2 separate regions of the Homo sapiens genome follow, and region 1 is linked to region 2. Evidence: read pairs that join two places in POLR2A ChIA-PET (ENCODE). Cell type or tissue: OCI-LY7. All regions are shown on one strand. Links, peaks and the distances in the headings refer to the core of each region. The heading gives the core; the rest is flanking DNA. Region 1 overlaps LOC105370802 (a long non-coding RNA gene). Region 2 overlaps LOC105370802 (a long non-coding RNA gene).

What was found. ChIA-PET counts read pairs that join two places held together with the same protein. Peaks named below come from ENCODE experiments on the same cell type or tissue, not always from the same donor. Only the 100,000 strongest peaks of a DNase experiment are listed, where the experiment ranks them.
Region 1: POLR2A ChIA-PET joins it to region 2 with 6 read pairs; 2 of 35 experiments call an interaction of 5 or more read pairs at or near these places.

The regions. Positions count from the first base shown.
Region 1 is chr15:45,720,282-45,728,854 of GRCh38, forward strand. All of the region lies in intron 1 of LOC105370802 (a long non-coding RNA gene), which reads left to right. Among named protein-coding and RNA genes, the nearest start is that of SQOR, 90 kb to the left of the region's middle. In OCI-LY7, for the core only: no CTCF peak of the experiment used is centred there; a DNase peak (open chromatin) is centred at 550.
Region 2 is chr15:45,774,460-45,783,032 of GRCh38, forward strand. All of the region lies in intron 1 of LOC105370802 (a long non-coding RNA gene), which reads left to right. Among named protein-coding and RNA genes, the nearest start is that of SQOR, 140 kb to the left of the region's middle. In OCI-LY7, for the core only: no CTCF peak of the experiment used is centred there; DNase peaks (open chromatin) are centred at 2,492 and 3,502; H3K4me3 peaks cover 1,814 bases; H3K27ac peaks cover 5,442 bases.

The sequences.
Region 1 (8,573 bases), core at 345-8,344, 54 kb before region 2:
CAACAAGGTAAAAGATTAAATACATCAAAGTGAAAGAGATAAAAGATTAAGAGGATAACAGACTAAACCCCATGGGGAGAAACAATAAAAACATAAAAGTAGATGGTTTTGAAGCTTAAGTACAAGATTAAGGAATTAAGAATGTTCTTTTGGGTGTTAATACTTTAACAAAGAGGATTAAGAGAAAAATATTTTAAAAAGAAAATAAAAGAAGCTTGAATTTAGAAAAATAGATAATAAATCAATCCAGATAAAGGAAAGGAGAATTTAAATTAGCACAAACCAAGACAACAAAATTTTCAGCAATAATCACACAGAAAAAAAGCTAAAAAAAACCCGAGTAGGAAACCCAGAATGTTTCCGTGGTAAACAAATACCCAACAACTTCAAAACCAGCATCTATTTATTACAAATTCCCAGCCTGGGCTTTGGTCCCCGCACTGGAGAGTCCCCTGTTGTATACTAGTGGCATTTATGGCAAGATGAAAGAGGCCAGGCATGCTGTGGGATGCCCTTACTTTTTCATAGAAGCTTGCAATCTCTGCTTTCACCACTTTCTTTTGCAGTAGTGAAAGGATGGTTGCTCTGTAACTCAACCAGCTGGGGTTGGGGGTTCTGGCACAAGCAGTTGCCAGCCCAAACTATGCAAACATCTTGGGCAAAAACCACATGGGAAAGTAATTTGTTCTTCAGAGAAGGAGGGAAAAGTTGGCAGGGAGATGGGGGATAGGTTTGGGGTTGAGGGTTGGTGAAGGTGGGGATGGAGAGAGATCAGAGTAGATCGAGGGAGGAATAAGAGGTAGCTCTTCTCAGTGAAATAGGAGTTGAGGTCATTTTCTGAGAGTGAGAGGGTGAGACCGAGGATGAGCAGAATGAAAATGACTGGGTGCAACTGAGGGGTGGTGAAGTGCCTTGCAACCCAACCCTTCACCCCTAGTTGGGACCCAGCTGTGATTAGACAGCCTGACTTTGTCTAATGTTACCAGGCAAAATCACACTTCAGTGCTGGTTCTCTTACAAAGTAGGGTCTCAGTGGGTGGAAAGCCAAGAGCAATTTGGATCCTGGGTTATTAGTAAAAGCAGAATTAAGTGGCGGTTGATCAGAAGTGGTTGATCTTGGGAACTAGCCAGGCCAGAGGGGACTGGTTGAGTGGAGAATGGGGCTGAATACTTGCTTCAAAACAGTCTCAGTAAGAGAGGGGACTGTGGCCCTAGGCAGAGGTAGCAGTTGGATGGGAGTTTCAGAGCTAGGGCTTACGCTTTGATGTTTTGGAGATAAAACAGGCTCATGCTCACACAATACATGAGGGTGTTTGAAGGCAAGGGAGACCATTGGGGGTGTTTCAAGACCATGAAGATATTCACATCTCTGAGGATGAAGGAAGGGTATATTGGCTACAATGATGGGAGCAAAGTTTGGAAAGTCCTGAAGAACATAGGGGAGAGGTCACATGGAATAATTGATTCAAGAGGATACAAGAGGAGGTGGTGAAGTAGACAAAGAAGGGAGAAATATGTGGATTTTTCCTTCTGGTTTCTCAAACTGGAGTGAGTAGGAGAAGCAGTGGTCTTCTTTGGATGGCATGGGAAGGGGGCAATGTAGGTTTCAGTTTAGGAGACGAAGTAGAAGGGGAGAGGAGGCAGGATCTGAGAGGCAGATGGACTCAAAGAATCTTTCTTCTGATAAGAGCATGGCTGAAGAGAAGAGAACGCTTGATTTAGCCTGGGGAGGGAGAGAGTAGAGTGGAATAGAGATAAAAGAAATCTAAAAAGAGAATGTGCAGAGTTATTTGAATCTACGATAGCAATTGTGGGTCACTGGGACAAACAGACAGGCCTTGATAGTGTGGTGGGGAGGGATAGAAGTGTGGGGAGTGTTGAGAAGAGTTTATTTACCATTGGACAGTTTAGTGTAGCTTATCACATTCCAAGTTTTGATATAAACACTAAGGATTCTACATACATTGCATATACTAATAATTTAAAGGCAGGGGTTTTTATTGCTTTTTGTCAGGGGGAAGGCGTGGGTGCTACTGGTAGAGGCCAGGAGGTGGGCCATTTAATAACCCCTTCCAAGTTATGGTGGTTTACAAATATAGTTGTGGCTGGGTGCAGTGGCTAACGCCTGTAATCCTAGCACTTTGGGAGGCCAAGGCAGGTGGATCACCTGAGGTTGGGAGTTCGAGACCAGCCTGACCAATGTGGAGAAACCCTATCTTTACTAAAAATACAAAATTAGCCAGGTGTGGTGATGCTTGCCTGTAATCCCAGCTACTCAGGAGGCTGAGGCAGGAGGATCGCTTGAACCCGGGGGGCAGAGGTTGCGGTGAGCCGAGATCATGCCATTTGCACTCCAGCCTGGGCAACAAGAGCCAAACTATCTCAAAAACGAAAACAAACAAACAACAACAACAAAAAAACCACACACACAAATATAGTTGCAACCTAAGATAAACAGTTCTTTGGTTTGAATATCGTTTGACCCTAGCAGAAGTCATGTTGTCTTGGTCCCCAGGGTAAGGGTGATGAGAGTTGGTGAGACCTTTAAGAGCTGTTTAGGTCATGAGGAATCTACCCTCATGAAAGGATTAATGCTATCTCATAGGAGTGAGTGAGTTTTGCTCTTGTGGGACTAGATTTGTTACTTCGAGAGTGGGTCATTATAAAGGGAGGCTGCTTCTCATGTTTGGTCTCTTTACACACTACCTCTTTCCCTTCTGTTTTCCACCATGAGTTGAAACAGCATGAGGTCCTCACCAGATGTGGCCACCAGATATTGGACTTTCCAGGCTCCAGAATCATGAGCCAATTAAACCTTTTTTCCTTATGAATTACCCAGTCTCAGATATTCTGTTATAGCAACAGAAAACAGACTAAGACAAACAGTGAAAATTAAGGAGTTAAGAGTAATTAGGAAGAGTACTGGTTTGAGACTCAGGACACCAAATAGGTTATTACAGATAGTTGGTTTGCTAATACTGCTGCCAAAGTACCTTTGATTCCCAGCATATTAGACAATAGATATAAAATATGCCTGTGTGCCTGAAAAAATTTTCAGGGGCAATAGCTGCTGGCAACTCTTCTGTAGGTAATTACAACACAAATTCTCACACATCTGCTTAGTGGATGGCCCATCAGTGATGCATAACAATGATGATTTGTTTCTGGTTGGATGTGTTAAATTGTCAGCTATCAAACATTTTATATGTGAGACTGCTGGGAGTGATGAGATTGCAAGAGCTTTTTCAAAGCATACCCTCCACAGGATATCTCAGCATCCTGTGCACCATCCAGCATCCATTTCCGTGAAGGATAAGGAATCTGGGCCATCAATTTGAATACCAATTAAATGGCTTAAAAATGTCCTGGCACATGTATTGATCCAGAATAACCTGGCTCCACCAAAAAAGCCTTTGGCTACGGTGGGAATTTAAATGCATTTGTTAACCAGGGCTCCAGGATGCCCTGGGAGTATGTGGGAAGGGGGCAAATGACCTCTTTTGACATTGGTCCCCTAAGGGAGGGGTTGAGAGAAACTTTTCTCCTTGAGAAGGAGCTGGAGGGAGTCTTTGAGAAAGTTGGACTAGATAAGTCTTTTTCTTTTTCTTTTTCTTTTAGTAAGTGAGGAAAGGTTAAATAATGTGCCAAAGGTTGTACAATTAGTTTCTGTTTTAGGCAATGCTTGCACTCAAGACTCTCATCTGATATTTAAAGGATCTTTTTGTTTTCACCACTTTTGTGGAGTTCATTCTTTGAGATGTTACATACCTAGTCTGCATTCAAAAGGATGAAAAAATGTTGTCATTTTGTTTTATCTGCTCACCTCAAATGTGTGTGTTTGTTTTTCTGTAGTGTTGCTCTGTTAGGATGAACTGAGATCTCAGGGAATATTGCAAAGTGGAATCAACCCCACAGAAACAAAAGCCCACCTCCTCTGGAGCAGGTCCTGCTAGTGTACCAATGCGTCATCCAGGACTGAGCAGCTGCTGTTGATGGAGAGAGTGGGCAGGGGTCAGCACTGAGGCCTGAGGTGCTGACCTGAATCCTTCTGTTGCACGTCCAGTGACACAGTGGTAGCAGCTTCTAAGTTGGTTTCCAGTCAGCCCTAATGCCCATATTCATGTCTTTGTGCAATCCCTTCCCCTTGAGTGTGGCTGGACCTAGTGACTTGCTTCTACTGAATAGAATGTGGGAAAACTGATGAGATGTCACTTCTGAGGTTAGGTTACAAAAAGACTGGCTTCCTGTCTTGCTTGCCCTTTCTTGTTCTCTTGCTTTTTTCCTTTGAGGGAAGCCAGCTGCCATGTTGTGAGCTTCTGTGTGGAGAGGCCCACACAGCATATAACCGAGGGAGGCTTTGGGTCAGCAGCCAGAGAGGAGCTGAGGCCCTTAGTCCAACAGCCCTCAAGGAACTGAATCCTGATAACAGCCATGTGACTGAACTTGGAAGTGGATCTTCCCCCAGTTGAGCTCTGAGATGACTATACCCTTGTGAGAAACCCTGAGCTAGGGTCTTCATTTAAGCTGCTCCTGGATTTCTGATCCACAGAAACTGTGAGAAATATGTGCTTTTTTTTTTTTTTTTTTTTTTTTTGAGACAGAGTCTCACTCTGTCATCAGGCTGGAGTGCAGTGGCGCAATCTTGGCTCACTGCAACCTCTGCATCCTGGGTTCAAGCGATTCTCCTGCCTCAGCCTCCTGAGTAGCTGGGATTACAGGCGCACACCACCACGCCTGGCTAACTTTTGTATTTTTGGTAGAGATGGGGTTTCACCATGTTGGCCAGGATGGTCTCGATCTCTTGACCTTGTGATCTGCACCCCCGGCCTCCCAAAGCGCTAGGATTACAGGCGTGAGCCACCATGCCCAGCCAAATATGTGCTTTTTTAAGCTGTCAAATTTTGGAGCAGTTAGTTATGCAGCAATAGATGATAGATAACTAATGCAGATACACTTGTTTACCTTCATTGAAGAGTAGTTATTGCAAGGCCTTAGTAAGGTGGCATGTTTAGTCCTGCCTCCCCTCGTTAGTGATATAAGCTACTGTCAAGTGCAAGGATACTCTTTGCCACAGGTGTGAATTAATCTTTGGATAGCTTTACTATTTTACGTTTAGTGCTCATGAGACTATGATAGCCAACAACCTTCACAGCATCAGTCATGGCCTTGTGTCCCTTGCATGCTGAGGTGATACAATGTTTACAGACAAGCATCTGAAGCGCATTGAGAATAATGAATTTTATCCAGAGCTGCCAACATTAACAGGTTACCTTCACAGTCAACAGTAGCCTACTAATTTTGCAACTCACAGTTTAGACTTGGAGTACTTGTAAGTTTTACATGATATCTCATGAATTTCCTCATGGTTCTGCACATTTTAGAACACTCATCATCCCCTCTATTTGAGATCTATCCACTCAAACATTCAGAAGCAATCTATCTCAGACTCTTCCCTCTGCCTAGTCGTGTGAAGAGCAGGTTTAGCAGGAATGATGCACTGGGACACTTGGTCTTGGTGGTTAGGTTTATCAATAATGGTGTCTGCATCCAAGGACTGTTTCTGATTTTAGTTCTAAGGAATATACAAGCTGCAAGCAGAACTTGTTAATTGCTTGCAGGATCTGAGAATTATGTAACAAAAGAAACCTCAAAGATTTTTACCTCCTTTGATTCTATATGCTAAACAAGCATGAGGTGTCATGGGAGGGGATAGTAGAAGTAGCAAAAACTTGAGAGTTAGATGAATCTGAGCATCATTACTTACTAGCACATCACCTGGGGCATATCACTTATTTTTCTGAGCCTCAGTTTTATCATCTATAAAATGGAGATAATATCTAATTTGAAGTATTGTTATGGTTTGTTTAATAAGGTTGCAGGAGAAATATTCCACACACAGCTGCCTTGTGTTGGAGATGGTTTGAGGAAAGTAAAGAAAAGGGACTTCCTCAGCATTTGGGGAACGTTAAAGGTTTTTAAGCAAGTGAATGATGTGATCACATTTATATGTTGCTGATACTCTGGAGATGGCATAAAGGATAAATTGGAGGAGGGAAAAGACTGCAGATAGGAGACCAGTTAGGATGACTTCACAAGGTTCCAGGTTGGAGATATGAAGGATAAATTGAAATTTAAAGATAATATACAACTATTAAAATAATTAAATATTTTCAAGCAAAAGTTGCAATCATCACACGAAGAACTTCTGAATACATCCAGACTCACCAGTTAGTATTTTGCCACCTTGGCTTTTGCTCTCTTTCAATCTACCTGTTTATATAAAGCTATTATTTTTGCTAAACCATTTGATAGTAAGCTGCAGACCTGCTGCTCCTTTGCCTACAAATACTTCAGCATGCATTTCCTAAGAACAAGGATGTTCTTTACATAACCACAGTACAATGACCAAATTCAGAAAATTTGACATTGCAATAATGCTATTATCTAATACACTTTCCATATTCTAATTTCACCAATTATCCCAATAATGTCCTTTATAGCTATTGTTTTCTCTGGTCCAGGATTTAATCCAGGATCATGCATCACATTTAGTTATCATGTCTTCTTAATCATTTAGCTTGGGACAGTCCCTCAGCCTTTCTTTGTCTTTTTTGACACTGACATTTTTGAAGAGTACAAGCCAGTTATTTTGTAGAGTGTCCCTCAATCTGGGTTTTTTTGATGTTTCTTCATAATTAGATTTTCATGCATTTTTGGCAGGAATATAATAGAAGTACATCACACCAGGAGCTACTTAATGTCAGATTGTCTCATTATTGGTTGTGATAGTAACTTGGTTAAGGTGGCATCTATCAGGTTTTTCCACAAGTTACTATTTTCTCCTTTGTAATTAAAGAGTTATTTTAGGGAGCTGCTTCCCAGCCATTTGCTGAGAATTTATTAAGTCCCAGGAGATATTTGATACTTTATATACTTTATTTCATTTAACAACTATGAGGAAGTTTATTTTGTTTTTTCACATTAAAAACAGTATGTATTTTATTTTCAAGCATACAACAAACACCAAACTTTTCCAGTGCCAGGATGCTTTCCATGAATTGAAGAAGTTTATTTTTGTGTTACCCTCTACTCTTCCTCCCCTGTTTCACAGATGAGAAAACTGAGGCTTGTCTAAGGTCACACAACATGGTTGTCTGTGATCCAAAGTCTGTGTTCTTTACTCATACAGTGTCTCCCAGGACCAGTCAAATATCTAGAGCTCTCAGTGCCCAGACAGGGGCCTCCCATCACAGGTAAACCTGTGGCCATGAAAGACACAGAGGACCCTCAAATGCCTATTAGTAAGCGAAAGAAGCCAATCTGAAAAGGCTGCACGTTGTATGATTCCAAATATATGATATTCTGGAAAAGGCAAAACTAAGGAGACAGTGAAAAAGGTCAATGCTTTCCAGGGATAGGGGAGAGGGAGGATTGAATAGATGGAGCATGGAGAATGGAGAGCAGTGAAGCTACTGTGTGGTACTATAATGGTGGATACGTGTCATTGTATGTTTGTCCACACCCCTGGAGTGTATAGCACCAAGAGTGAACCCTAATGTCAACTGTGTACTCTGGGTGGTTGTGATGTGTCCATGAAGGCTCATCAGTCATAAGAAATGCACTGCTTTGGCAGAGAGATGTTGCTAAAGGGTATGTGCCCCATCCACATACCCAGCTAGTTCCTATAAGTGCTAATGTACCGCTTTAGTGGAGAGATGTTGCTGTGCATGTGTGGGGGCAGGGCGTGCTGGAAAAATCTCTGGACCTGCTGCTCAATTTTGCTGTGAACCTAAAACTGCTCCTAACAAATAAAGTCTATTTAAGAAAACAGAGTGGGGCTGGGTGCGGTGGCTCACGCCATAATCCCAGCACTTTGGGAGGCCGAGGCAGGCGGATCACTTGAACCCCATCTCTACTAAGAATACAAAAATTAGCTGGGCGTGGTGGTGTATGCCTGTAATCCCAGCTACTCAGGAGGCTGAGGCACAAGAATCGTTTGACCCCGGGAGGTGGAGGTTGCTGTGAGCCGAGATCGCGCCACTGCACTCCAGGCTATGCGACAGAACAAGACTCCGTCTAAACAACAACAACAACAACAAAAAGAGGGTGGATCCTGATAGAGGAGTTTTTATTTTCCTCAGTGATCACAAATTATCTTAAAATGTTTCAACTATTGCTTTCAAAATAAAGAGTGTATATACTCCAGTTCTGCTAAAATCAGTGATTGTTTCTAAAGGAAGGTGGGAGATGGGAAGGAAAAAAAATAGAGCAAATTGAGAGAGTACAATTTTAAAGAGATAAATATGGAGTGTGTGAATCTGGAACATATGCATGTGCCTGTCAGCTTGTGAATTAGGAAAAAGCTATAGCAAGAAAAACAAATACCCTTCTTGTGGCCTTTTCTGCTAACAACCTTTTGCATTTTCAACTGCAGGCTTGAAAGGGAAGGAGTCACACTTTGCTCCTTACCCTAAGGGCAGTCTGGGCTGACTGGGGATGCACCGCCTCTGAGAGAAAAGGGTTCTTCTGACCCCATTAACTGCCTGTGGAGGCCCAAGCCTGCCCTGAGGCTC
Region 2 (8,573 bases), core at 424-8,423:
CATTATGAAATGCCCCTCTTTATTTTTCAAAATACTCTTTGTTCTGAAGTTGACTTTGTCGGATATTAATATAGCCTCTCTAGCCTTCTATGCTTAATGTTTTCATGGCATGTTTTTCCATCTTCTTTTAAATGATCTGTATTTTTATATTTAAAGTAGATTTCTTAAGATCTACTCTGTTGGCAAATTTCAAGTATACAAACAATGTTGTGAACTATAGTCATATTGCTGTATATTATTCATCTTGCATAGCTGAAACTTTGTGGATCTTAAATGTTTTCACTACCTGCACACACACACAAACACAAGAATGGTTTTATGTGATATATATGTTAATTAGCCTGATTGTGATGATTTTACGATGTATACATATATCAAAACATTAAGTTGTGCACCTTAAATATATAGAATTTTTATTTCCAATTATATCTCAATAATGCTGGAAAAATGGATTTCTTGTTATTCTCCCATGGCTGGAAGCAGGAGGTTGTCTTCCTGTCACTTTTATGAACTGCTTTGCTCCTCCTTGTAAGTTTCTTATCTGTTTCATCAGCTAGAATTCATTTCTATGGTTTGCAGTCAAGAAACTTGACTGGTACAATATTGGTACTGGGAGAAGATGGTAAGTAACAGATCATCAGGGAAAATTGGGGAATCTAGGCTTGGTAACTGGGGAAAAAGATGGTAAATCCCTTTGTATTAGGGAATGGTCTTCTGGTAGCACAGGGCACGCAGTGGTGAAACAATCTCTTGTGATCACCTGGAATTAAGAGCTCATTAAATGCAAAGTTTTGAGAAGTCGAATGGCTTTGGGATGGAGGAGTATGAAAAGGGTGAACATTTAAAATATTGTGGAATGGTCTGACATAGCCAGACCTCACGGGAAGGGAGACAGTAGGATAAATATCACAGCCTTCTGCTCCAGCTCCTCTGGGACTGTCATGTTAGGGCTCCCACTTTTCCTGATTTGTTATATTTTGAGTACTTTCTGATTGTGTAATGTACACAATAAATTTCATGTTGTAGATACTGGATTTTGTTAATTTCTTTTGATGAGTCATGTTTCTTTCCTTTTAGCACACAATTAACCTGGTTAAATATGAGCTCCAAACTATTTTTGGTTTTTAACCAGTTCCAAACTCTCTTTAGGTTCTTTACCTCTAGCTGAGGTGCTTTGAGTCTGCTCCATGCATGTGTGATTCAGGAGCCAGCCAGAGATGTGGGCAGGCAGAATTTGGGTATCCCCCTCCTGGCTGTTTTTCCTCCCAAATTTCCCTTTTCTTCAGTGACTGCGGTTGCCCTGGACTCAGTACTCAGATTTCTTTTTTTTTTTTTTTTTTTTTTTTTTTTTTTTTTTTTTTTTTTTTTGAGACGGAGTCTCGCTCTGTCGCCCAGGTGGGACTGCGGACTGCAGTGGCGCAATCTCGGCTCACTGCAAGCTCCGCTTCCCGGGTTCACGCCATTCTCCTGCCTCAGCCTCCCGAGTAGCTGGGACTACAGGCGCCCGCCACCGCGCCCGGCTAATTTTTTTTGTATTTTTAGTAGAGACGGGGTTTCACCTTGTTAGCCAGGATGGTCTCGATCTCCTGACCTCATGATCCACCCGCCTCGGCCTCCCAAAGTGCTGGGATTACAGGCGTGAGCCACCGCGCCCGGCCAGTACTCAGATTTCTAAGGCCAGAAAAAATGTGTTTATTTTTCACTGTACCTGCTGTTCCATGCAAGCTAACTGAACCTACCCCCAGGCTAGAAGCAGCAGCATGGAGTACCTACTCCATGTAATGTCTTCCCTGGTGCATGGACTCCTCCCTAGACTCTACCTGCCTTCCATCACCCTCTTGTGCCTCCATGTAGCTGCTTCTTATAATGTGTCCATATTTTACAGTAGCTGTCTGTAAGGGTGTTTATTCTGGTAGAATCTTTATTTGGCCATTACTGGAAGCTCAGTCCTTGTTTTTAAAGCATGTCTTTTTTTCATATTTCTAGAATGTCCCTCCCTACTTATTAAGGATGCACTATAACCTTCAAAATGCTTTCAAGCTTGCTGTGAAAATCTGAGCCCCTGAATGTTACATGTTGAGGTGGCATTAAAGATTATTTAGCTGAACTTCTTCATTGCACAGATGAAGAAACTGAGGCCTTGAGGAGGCAAGTAATATATCCGCAAAGAGGGGCTGTCCTGCCTGGGAAGATGAGCGACACATGGGTTTTCCGAGAAGCGACACATCTGAAGAGTGAAAGGTAATTTGTAAAACCTGTTGGGGAGAAACTTTTTCTCTGGTGACTCTCTGCAGTGGTGATAAGGGTATTATAGATTTAGAAGCTTGAAATGAGGAAGAGAAAGGATTTCTTTGGAAATCTTGTCTGAAACTGCCATAAATTTTAGAAACATCCAGTTGGAAAACACATCAAACATGTCCTTTCTGAAGCAGGTTGTCACATTTCATCACCACGGCTGGTTTTCTATTTCAGTCTCTGTCTCCTAAAGCAGCTGTATGCGGGCTGAAGTGAGATTCAGGACGTGAAACAGAGGATGACATGTGTTGCCTCAAGTTAGAAGCCTTTACCGAAAGGTTTAAAGGTCCTCTCTGTCTTTGTTTGCTTGTCTGTTTAAATAAGAACATACACTATTCTCCCCAATGTCCTCCTTCCCCCATCCCTCTCAGCTCTTCCAGTCCATCAAAACTGACAGAATTTGAAAATGATGACCTCAGTCTAGTTTCTTGCCAGTAGTCATTCTTTATGCCAAAGCTGAATGTAGACACCTTATTTATCAGAAACTTTGGTGGATTAGATGGTAAAAATGTATTAAATTTATGCTTTCTGAATTTTGGGGGTTATTGTTTAGATTCCAGAATCATAATAGCAAGTTAAAGGAGCAAGAGAACAAAAGAAGCCAAACCATGCAAACAGCCCCAAAGTAGGGAAGGGGGTGAACATGCTATTAAACCCAAGTGCCCTACAAGTAGAAGGGGAGGATAACAAAGGATAAAACATGAAATTCCTAAATTACCTCAGTGTAATTTGTGGGAGATTGTGCCTTGGAATAGGAAAAATGTGAATTTTTAAAAAGTGGCCCCATTTAAGTTTGGCAACCTCTTATCTGCAGTTACTCGCCCAGTGGCATGGGCTAATTTAAGTTTGGCAACCTCATATCTGGAGTTACTCGCCCAGTGGCATGGGCTAACCTGTGAGGGGTGAGGCGCTGTCTTGGAAGTATTCCTGGAACCTGAGAGCCATTTGTTCACCCCAAGAACCACAAATCCAAAAACACACAGACAATCAAACAAAACCGTCTAGGTAGGGCTTTATTAAATGAGTAAAGAGGGCGTTGATTAATACACCTGGAAGGATGCATGTCCTCACACATAATCACCAGAACACAAGCATCTGTGAAATCTCTTCCTGCTCAGAGGATGAAGGCTCTCTCAGTGGCGTGGGTAGGAGTTCTCAGGCTCAGCATTTTGTCTGAATGCAGCATGAATAGAAGGCACTTACCGCAGGGGCACCCACCAGGTGCATCTGTGTGTAGCAGGATGGATGAATGGTTGAGTGAATATATAACTCACTGTCAGCCTGTAATAGCATCTAGTGACTGCTCTTCTGGGGTGGGTTCGTGCAAGTAACCCCACAGGTACAAGTCTTTTATTTGGAGATCAGGAGGTCAGGAAGTAGCAATTGATCACAAAATGGTTTTCTCTGAAATCAGTTATTAAAAATAAACTGTTGCCATCACAAACTTTCTCATTTTAAGTGGAACTGACACTATGACCAAATAATTGGTCTTAATTGCAGGCTTGGTGTCAGATTTAATAAAACACTCAAACTGCAAATCCGTTAAAGATACCGCTAGTTCCTCTCTTTCACAAGATAGAACTTTCATATCCTTTAGTACCTGATAACTGTTGCTTGTATTTTTCTTTAATATGATATTTCCTGCTTTTTAATAAAAGAGCTGTCATTTCTAATAAAAATTGAAAAAATCATCCAGGGAAATAACACAATCATCGGTATAATAAGCTGAAACATACCGCATAAACATTCATCTTCAAAAACTTCAAATAGAAGCTTGACCCTAAGCTGGACATTGTGCTGGGTTTGTAACTTACCATGGAAAGTGGGAAAAAGAGTTGGAAAGAGTCCTCATCTCTGAGGTTCCTGAGGACCCCTTGTCTTCAGAAGGCCTCCCCCTTAACACGAATAGTGAATTTTTAAAATCTTAGCTGACTAGAAGCTAAGCACCCTTTCTATTTTTGAAGAAATGGAAATGGGCTCCTTCTTTTGTGATCATAGGGTAGAGTGAATTTGCAATATTCTACACCTCCCTCATTAGAATTATATACATCCAGGCCCTTTGTCTTGTGACTTTGCAGTGCCTCCCATTACAGTGAGGAGAGTGTATTTCTCTACTCTACTGATGTTGGGATTGGGCTCATGACTTGCTTTGGCCCATGGAATACAGGTGGAAGTGGTAGTATGCCAGTTTGGGGCCAGGGCCTCAAGAAGCATCATCATGTGTTTCAGCTTGTGCTCTTGCACTAATGACATTGTACACGAGAAAAACATGCCCCTTATAGTCTCTGGCCCAAGGAGGATGAGAGACACGTGGAGCACACTTGATCCAGACCTGTAGTCTGAAGCAGAGCTACCATAGCTCACCTGTAGTGAGACAGAAGAATAAATGCTTGTTGTTAAAAGCCCTTGAGTTTTGGGGTGGTTTGATATGCTGCATTATTGTGGCAATAGCTGACTGTTACAGATATCTAGCAAGACATAAGGTGGGCCTATGACCTAATTGTGGCCAATCAACTATTTCTGATTGAATCCTTAGAACTTGAAGGAGAGGGGGCCAGAGAGCCATTATTCCTAGTGGCTGTGACCAAGTTAGAGTCAAGGAGCATGGTACTGTTTAGGGGTAGCAAAGCCCTGCAGAGACATGGTTGATGGCTAGAGTCAACAGTGCTAGTGCTGGATCCTGAGCAGATTGTTCTTAGGGTAGGGTCTTCATTATGTTTCACTGCACTTAGTGTCCACTCACACCTTGTTTGCCGGGCTTTCTGTGATTCTTTGAGTTGCTCAATATCCTTTGGGTAAATTCCTTTTCTTCTTATGTTTACCAGTGATACCTTTCTTATTTGCAACCAAGAACCCTGACTAGTACACCATGAATTGGGAAGCAACTTGGTTCTCTCATGATTATATCCCCTTTGCATAGCCACATAATACATGTAACACAGTCTTAGATTATCTCATGTAATCTTTCTAACACACCTATCCCTGGTAAAGCAGGGTGGTTCAGAGCTGGCATCTCACACTACAGGACTTGCTGTCTCTGCAAATTATCATCTTGTTGGGCAAATCACTTAACCTCCCTGTGCCTTAGTTTCCTCTTATCAAATTAGGGATAAAACAATACATACTATAAACAGTTTGTGTGCAGCTGAAAGGCATTTAAAATAATACCCATTCCATAAGTTCTCAATAAGTATTAACTGTATTAGCAGTAGAGATGATGATGATGAGATGATGAGATAATGAAGGTGATGATGATGACAATTGCTGTCATCTGTGATAGCAATGATTTGTGATGCTTGTTCTAACTCACACAGATGTAAGTGGTCTAGAGCTGGGATCTACCGTCTTCTCCCAGCTTTCCACCATTTCAAAGCTTTTTATGCATTAATGTAATATAGTGGTTCTGAATCTTTTGTCCTGCCTAGCTCACGTGTCTACAGCACTCTCATGGCCATGCCCAGATTTTGAAAATGCTCTTTTTATGCCATGTGATAGGCGTTCAAACTAATGTTCCTTTTGGTAAGCGTAAAAAGCTCAAACCTCACCTCTTTTCCTAACATTGTATTCAGATTCCTCTATTCCCCACCCCCATGTTCTCATCTGAGAATTCATGCTGAGCACTTTACTGCTTCTGAGGGAATTTGTATTTTGTGTGTTACACTTCTTAGGGGTTGGGGTGGGGAGAAGACTGAGAATGATTATTAGATAATCTAGTTGGAACTACAGGGTAGTGTTTTAACGATGGTAGTAGAAGTGTGTCCTGAGAGAGGACATTGGAAGATGTGCTTGGAACCAGGGGGCAGCAGAGGGAAGCTCTGGGTGAGGCACCAGCATTTCAGGATGAAGGAGTCCAGAGAAATCCTCACTGCTCCAACATTTTACCTAAGATCTGCCCTGGCAACTGTTTGAGAATGCTGCTGGCACCAAGAAGATTATCGTATGTTTGAGTCTCAGCCCTAAACTCAGGTGTGTGGAATGTCAGTTACTCTATAACCTATAATCTAGAGCCGCTTTTCCTCTGATGGTTTTTTAGTATTTGGCTGTTCTGAAGATTCCTCCTCTAACCCTGCCCCCTTTGGCTTCTGCCTCATGGGCCTGGGTCAAGATTCCAGGTATTATTACTATGTCTTTGTCCTGATGGTCCTTTTGGGTGCTGGACTCTGTTACTTCCTGAATATGCTGGGGCTCTGGAAATCTTTGCTGAGTTCTGGGCCCTATGCCTCGGGTGCCACACTCCCTGCAGCATTTCTCTCAGTGTCTTGCTTCTTTCTTGGCTCCAGTGCCAAAAAGTGGTATCTAGATCCCTGTTGATTGGGAACACAGCCCTCTCTTTCCACTCCTATTGCATCTCAGAGTCCTTTTCTAGTCGGGGGAAGGGGAGGGTATTCTTGCATGTTTCTGCTGTCTTTTGTCTCCGCTGCCCCTCTCTAAGACTCCTTCTCTGCTCCTCTACTTTTCTTCCTGCTTCCTCTGGAAACCCATGGAGTTCTCCAGGGCTAGTTTTATGTTTTTGAATAACATACCTTTTCTGGGGCCATGAGCAGGGAGCTCTACTACTGCTTGAATAAAGGGCAGAGTAAATATGGGGAATTCTTTATACCCATTGGTTAGTTATTTCTAGCCACATGAGTGAAACTAAACATGACCCTCTGCAGATTAGTGGAAATCAGCTGTTATCACCACCAGTCAGTTCCCAGACAAGTCAATTTGCTCTTCTGTGCCTCAGTTTCCTCATTTGCAGATAGTATTTCTGCCACTCTTTAAGCTTAAGGCATTGTTATGAGGATGAATAGATTAAGAGATATAAAAATTCTTTGAGAAAGATTAAAAAACTCCTACTACAGATATCTGGAATTAGTAAATGACAGCCTCAGGACTCAGATGAATGCTGGAATATTTTGTGTTGACTGTGGTATTTCAATTTTGAATTTGTGGAAAAATATAATCACTGAGGAGATGGCAAGGGAAGTGAAGAATGAAAACGAAACCTCATATAAAAAGATAATAATGATGGTTCTTATCTCGACATCACCTCCAAACAGCCCGTTTTCCTCCCATCAAACAATTGATGGGCAATAAGATTGTGCTTATTTGCAGTTAAAGTGATGGCGATGTTGACAATTAAGTGTACATGCGGAACCAAATAATGGAGCAGTCCCATTTTATCACCAGTGCTAGCCATTTTCTCCACAGGGCACAAAGAGCATGTGGGACAGCCCTGTGCTCTGTATGATCTGCATGTGAAACGCGTCCTCTCTCCAGCAGGGACGTGACTTGGTGGGGTCAGGAGTTTGCATTGAGACACAGTGGGTCTGCTGGACACTGAAGAGTCCCTCATGGTTAACTGCTCTGCACTTGGCCTCATTCCTTTCCTCTTCATTTCTTGGATTTGCTGAAGAAGTGTCTGACAGGCAAGAGTCCTTTCCTGCAGCTGTTATCCTCAGACTGAGGAAGTTTTTCACATTCACAACCACTTGGTTCAGGGATTTTTCAACCAACGACCTCGAGACTGCAGCCCTTCAGTTTACGGACTAATAATGGCCACAAATGCAGCAACAATAGGGTAGAGAAAGCACTGCAGATGCTAATGATGCCCCGTCCCTATCCCCTCAGTTTAACTGGGCTCATTGATAGCTGTGAGAGACAGCTGCCAGCATGCTGACAGCTTTCTACCTATACGCACCTGTTTCTCCTTTGATCTGCCTTAAAGGGTGCTTTGGCACTGCTCACACTTGTTTTGCCACTGCAGGCCAACCTGGGAATGCATGTGTTTGAGTTAATATTCTCAAACAGCGGATAATCTCAGTAGGGGGTGGGTCAGTGGCTAAGTGCCCAGCCTCCAATCTTTTAGTGAAGCAGTTCTCAAAAGTGTGGCCCCTCGACAACAGTATCAGCCTCACCTGGAAACTTGTTAGAAATGCATGTCTCCCCCACCCCCACCTCTTGACAGGGAAACCCTAATGATGGGGCTCAGCAATCTGTGTTTTCACAAGCCCTTCGGGTGATTCTGCTGCACACTCAAGTTTTCCAGCTACTGCTCTAGGGGGATGATTCTGAGCTGGCTTCTGCACATTTTCTCATGGTCTCTGGGGGTTTGAGCCTCAGTTGCTCATAGTGGTTACTGGGCCACTAGCATACCTTCTATTTACTTTTCTCCCTTCTCTGTCTCACTTTCCCCACTTCCTCAGTGGTACTTCTAAGGACCATGTCCCAAATAAACTACTGCATCCAAACCCTTTCCTCAGGGTCTGCTTTAGGGACATTACAAGCTCAGATAG